Regions from separate parts of the Homo sapiens genome. Here region 1 is linked to region 2. Evidence: read pairs that join two places in POLR2A ChIA-PET (ENCODE). Cell type or tissue: Caco-2. All regions are shown on one strand. Links, peaks and the distances in the headings refer to the core of each region. The heading gives the core; the rest is flanking DNA.

What was found. Peaks named below come from ENCODE experiments on the same cell type or tissue, not always from the same donor. Only the 100,000 strongest peaks of a DNase experiment are listed, where the experiment ranks them.
Region 1: POLR2A ChIA-PET joins it to region 2 with 7 read pairs; 22 of 35 experiments call an interaction of 5 or more read pairs at or near these places.

What each region holds. Positions count from the first base shown.
Region 1 is chr20:63,756,427-63,759,333 of GRCh38, forward strand. All of the region lies in intron 3 of ZBTB46 (zinc finger and BTB domain containing 46), which reads right to left. Among named protein-coding and RNA genes, the nearest start is that of ZBTB46-AS2, 14 kb to the left of the region's middle. In Caco-2, for the core only: no CTCF peak of the experiment used is centred there; a DNase peak (open chromatin) is centred at 1,571.
Region 2 is chr20:63,877,324-63,880,230 of GRCh38, forward strand. All of the region lies in intron 4 of TPD52L2 (TPD52 like 2), which reads left to right. Among named protein-coding and RNA genes, the nearest start is that of TPD52L2, 14 kb to the left of the region's middle. RefSeq lists an enhancer at 846-1,015. In Caco-2, for the core only: no CTCF peak of the experiment used is centred there; no DNase peak of the experiment used is centred there.

The sequences.
Region 1 (2,907 bases), core at 323-2,822, 120 kb before region 2:
AAAGACTGCACTTTGAGAGCATCTCCGAAAGGGATCCAAACATCAACTGTTCTTTGTTTTTTTGTTTACAAATGTATTAGGCTGTCACTTAACTCTGTGTTAGAATGTGATGAAATTGTGATCTGTCCAGATTATTTTCAAAAACGTTTTAAGCCTTATGTAAAGTGCAAATACGTATACAGCTCAATGAACTTTATCTACATACACCACACATCGCCAAACAGGCACTGCGTGTTCCCAGCACCCTCGAACAAGCCTCTGGCCCTCCCCTAGTTGTAACCCCCAGAGAGCACCCTCTGCCCTCAATCACCACACGTTTTATTGCCCTAGGGCTTCGTATACGTGGGATCCTACCCTCGTGTTGGGCTTTCTTCACTAGATGTGGCCCGCACTGCTGCCTGGAGGAGGATGTGGTTGTTTGTGGTGCGTGGTACTCCATGACACCACTAAGCCACATGTCCATCCTGTAGATACCAGTTTGGGCCTATTGAACAATGGAGATCTGATGGCTCTTACATGTGTCTTTTGGTGACTTAAGTTCTCATTATTTCTGTTGGGCATGCCCTGGCGGGGAAGGGGGGCTTCTGGACCACAGGGTGTTCACCTGCTTGGCTTCCGCAGATATTGCCAATTTTCCAAAGATTTATGATTCCTCTCAAAGTAATTTTTGTGCTTGGTCAGAACTAGGGGTCAAGATTCCCTATTTTTGGGGAGGGGAACAGAATCTTGCTCTGTCACCCAGGCTGGAGTGCAGTGGTGCGATCTCAACTCACTGCAACCTCCGCCTCTGGGTTCAAGTGATTCTCCTGCCTCAGCCTCTCGAGTAGCTGGGATTACAGGCACTCATCGCTACACCAGGCTGATTTTTGTATTTTCAGTAGAGACGCGGTTTCGCCATGTTGGCCAGGCTGGTCTCGAACTCCTGACCTCAGGTGATCCACCCGCCTCGGCCTCCCAAAGTGCTGGGATTACAGGTGTGAGCCATCGCGCCTGGCCACGATTCACTTTTTTCCTCCATGTCAATGTCCAGTCACTCAGCACCATATCTTGAAAAGACCATCTGTCCCACATTGAGTTGCAGAGTGGGCTTTCTGGTGCCTCACGGGCCCTGGCGGCGTGTCTACCCTGCATCACCACCACAGCGTCTCCACGACGGCAGCACTAGAAGCCTTGATGTCTGCATCTGTCAGTCCTCCAGCTTTCTCCTTCCTTTCCAAGATCACCTTAGCCATGTGTAGGAACCCTGGCTTTTATTTCCAGGTTTCTGATGCCCTGACATCTGGGGTCTCCATGACCCTGCAGGAACTTCCCCTCCCAGTTCCTAGAGATAGCAGTCGGAATCACCTTTGAGTGCACCTTTCACAGGTGAACCAACCCATCCAGAGCTCACACTCCCTCCACCCGCCCCGTCCAGGGCTCACACTCCCTCCACCTGCCCATCCAGGGCTCACACTCCCTCCACCCGCCCATCCAGAGCTCACACTCCCTCCACCCGCCCCGTCCAGAGCTCACACTCCCTCCACCCGCCCCGTCCAGAGCTCACACTCCCTCCACCCGCCCATCCAAAGCTCACACTCCCTCCACCTGCCCATCCAGGGCTCACACTCCCTCCACCCGCCCATCCAGAGCTCACACTCCCTCCACCCGCCCATCCAGAGCTCACACTCCCTCCACCTGCCCATCCAGGGCTCACACTCCCTCCACCCGCCCCATCCAGAGCTCACACTCCCTCCACCCGCCCCGTCCAGAGCTCACACTCCCCCCACCCGCCCCGTCCAGAGCTCACACTCCCTCCTCCTGCTCCATAGGTTCTCACACTACAGCCAGTATCCCCTCCCCTAATCACCCCTGGGCCATACAACTAGACACAGCTCCTATGCCCAGAGCCTGCTGAAATTATTCAAATCACACAATCCCAAACCAGCTTACCCTGCCTTGCCCGTTCCTCCCCACAGAAACCAAACAAGGCTCCGGCCTGCATTTCCCCCTCTCCCTCTGCCTCCTGACTGACCCTGGTGCTTCCCCATGTGTCTCTGCCTGGGCTGGTGGGCCTGCTATTCTGGAAATTGGTGAGTGTAACAAACTTCTTCCCTTTATGAGTTATTTCTGTGTCTGTGTCCTACGACACCAGATTAACACAAATCCCCAGGTGCCCTTAGATCCCTATCCTAGATCCTTTGCATCTCCAAATATATTTAGCAGTCAGTTTACTCACACACGCACGCGCACGGGCACTCACACACCCCTCTGCTGGGATCTTAACCAGAATTGTGCTGACCCAATATATCAACTTAAGGAGAGTCACATCTTTTTTTTTTTTTTTTTGAGACAGAGTCTTGCTGTCGCCCAGGCTGGAGTGCAGTGGTGCGATCTCAGCTCATTGCAAGCTCCGCCTCCCGGGTTCACGCCATTCTCCTGCCTCAGCCTCCCGAGTAGCTGGGACTACAGGCGCCCGCCACCACGCCCGGCTAATTTTTTTGAATTTTTAATAGAGACGGGTTTCACTGTGTTAGCCAGGATGGTCTCAAATCTCCTGACCTCGTGATCCGGCCGCCTCGGCCTCCCAAAGTGCTGGGATGACAGGCGTGAGCCATGGTGCCCAGCGGAGATTCACATCTTAACAATAGTGAGTCTTCTCCTCCATGAACATAGTATCTCCCTTCATTTATCATTATCTTCTTTAATTTCTCCCAGCAATATTTTATAGTTTTCTGTGTAGAGGTCTTTGCATATTTTTTGTTTAATTTATTCCTAGGCATTTGATGTCCTATAAAATGAAACTCTGTTATTTATAGAAATACAATTGACTTTTGTATATTGAGTTTCGTACATTGGCTGTATATCCAGTATATTTAATTATCCTGTTAAAAATCTAAGTTTCTAGATTCTTTTGAATGTTCTATATGC
Region 2 (2,907 bases), core at 169-2,668:
TAATTTTTTGTATTTTTAGTAGAGACAGGGTTTCATGGTGTTAGCCAGGATGGTTTCGATCTCCTGACCTCGTGATCCGCCCATCTCGGCCTCCCAAAGTGCTGGGATGACAGGCGTGACCCACTGCACCCGGCTTGAGCAGGGTGTTCTAGGGACCCTGGTGGGCTGTGTCTCGGGCTGTTGAACAGTGACTTTGCTGGGCAGCAGATGGTTCCTAGGTTGGGACAGTGACGGTCATCCTTGCAGTTTGGGCATCAGGCGGACGCACAGTGCAGACTCAGTCTGAAAATAGTCTTAGGAGACTTCAGTGCTGTTTTGTAAAACCAACTGACATAAAGCTGCCGGGATCCTATTTCAAATAAATAGTGTTTTAGAGAGCTTATTACAACACTCAGCGTCCCGACCCCTCTGGAGAAACCTGTGGCTCAGCATGGAAGCATATGGCCAGTGCATCACCTGGCCGAGGCCATTCCCCTGAGTTCTGTGGCGAGAGCTGTCAACTGACGGTTCCAGAGTGGAAGCGTTTCTGCCGGGAAGGCCCAGGCCGAGGGCGATGGTTTCTGCCGGGACGGCCCAGGCCGAGGGCGATGGTTTCTGGTGGGAAGGCCCAGGCCGAGGGCGATGGTTTCTGCCGGGACGGCCGAGGCCGAGGGCGGTGGTTTCTGCCGGGACGGCCCAGACGGAAGGGATGCGGCTTGGGAGGTGGGGCCTGAGGATGTGGCCATGGCGCGTGCTCTTCCTGGCTGGTGCCTCTCCTAGTCAGCTTCAGGAGATGGGCTGTAGATGTACCTCCACTGCCCAGAGCTCTGCAGGGGAAGGCAGTAAAAGCTCCCTGCATCCTGACCCACGTGTTTGTAGATCCTTTCAGCTATTGGCGCCCTGGAGGATGGACGGGAAGGAGAACGTGGCCGGTGGGTGGAGGATAGCACTGGTGCCTGGCCCCATGAGGCTGCAATGCGGCCACATTCTCAGTGGGTCATGTCTGAATGCGAGAGCAGCTGTGTTCTGCGAGTGGTGAAACAATTGCCTGTTGCATTCTATTTATAGGCAGAGGTAACTAAAAACCTCAGTGCTGAGAGGGGCATCATATAGATCCTGCAGTTATGAGCTGGTTCACTTGGAGTTGTTTTGGTTGCAGGTGACAGAAAGCACGACTCAAGGTAGCATCAACCAAACAGGGAGGTGGGAGCACTCACCAGGCAGAGAAGTCCCTGCCCCCACTGCTGCAGCCCAACAGTGTGGCCCCATATGGGTCTCCCTGGACTAATGGCTGCGGCCTTGGAGGTGGTGTGCTCTGGCCAGGCCTGGATCACTTGTCCATCCTGAGTGGGAGTGGGGGCAGCCCCCAGAGACAGACTCAGGAGAGGGGGAGTGCAAGGATGTCCCCCAGATGCCCTGTGCTGCCCAGGGGACAGCTCACTGGCAGTGGGACGAAACCGCTGTCTGTCCAGGGCTCTCTTCCTAGAAGGTCTTAGGAACTCCCAAATGGGTGCTGGCTGGGGTTGCCCGGCCCGGTGCTCTCAAGGAGAGCTGAAGCTAGTTATTGGGTGCAGATGCTGGCTCTGACCCCTGCCCCTTCCTCCCGGGCTCAGCTTCCCCATCTGTCATGGAGTAATAACAACCCAGCCTTCTGGTCCACTGAGGAATGTGTGTGCCTGTGTGTTTGACGCTCTCAGAACAGGCCTGCAGCGCTGTGAGCCTTGGAAGGGGGCCTCACAGCTGCTGCCGCCACCTTGGAGGCCCAGGATGGGACTGAGAAGGGGAAGGGAGAGGTCAGAGCCACAGCTGTTGGGCAGGGACCTGCTGTAGGAAGAGAAGGCCAGGGAGGCGCTGGTGGTGGCCTCAGGCTATGCAGGTGATGCCCATTGTTTCCAGGGCCATCCCAGTTTGGAGGTTCCTGTTTCTAGAGGAGGTTCCCTTGTGACCCCCTCATTTCCACACCCGAGCAATGCTGAGGGCTGTGGGGCCCCCAGGGGCTTGAGTGTGGTTTATGGCACAGCAGGGACTGATCACAGTGGCACCGGGTGTCAGTGGCCAGTGGTCAGTGGCCAGGAACCCTCAGGACCCTCCTCCTTGTGTGGGTGGCATTTACCCACCCACAGGTCACGCTCAGGACCCGCATCTCATTCCGATCCTCCTTGTGTGGGTGGTACTTACCCACCCACAGGTCACGCTCAGGACCCCACATCTCATTCTGAAGGCCGGGCACAGGCGGTTGTTTTCTCTCCAACTTCGGTTTCCCCATCCCCACTCTTAGGGCACAAATGCAGGTGTAGCTTCCCCATGCCCACTCTTTAGGCACAAATGCAGGTGTAGCTTCCCCATCCCCACTCTTAGGGCACAAATGCAGGTGCAGCTTCCCCATCCCCACTCTTAGGGCACAAATGCAGGTGCAGCTTCCCCATCCCCACTCTTTAGGCACAAATGCAGGTGCAGCTTTCCCATCCCCACTCTTAGGGCACAAATGCAGGTGCAGCTTTCCCATCCCCACTCTTAGGGCACAAATGCAGGTGCAGCTTCCCCATCCCCACTCTTAGGGCACAAATGCAGGTGCAGCTTCCCCATCCCCACTCTTAGGGCACAAATGCAGGTGCAGCTTCCCCATCCCCACTCTTTAGGCACAAATGCAGGTGCAGCTTCCCCATCCCCACTCTTTAGGCACAAATGCAGGTGCAGCTTCCCCATCCCCACTCTTAGGGCACAAATGCAGGTGCAGCTTCCCCATCCCCACTCTTTAGGCACAAATGCAGGTGCAGCTTCCCCATCCCCACTCTTTAGGCACAAATGCAGGTGCAGCTTTCCCATCCCCACTCTTAGGGCACAAATGCAGGTGCAGCTTCCCCATCCCCACTCTTTAGGCACAAATGCAGGTGCAGCTTCCCCATCCCCACTCTTAGGGCACAAATG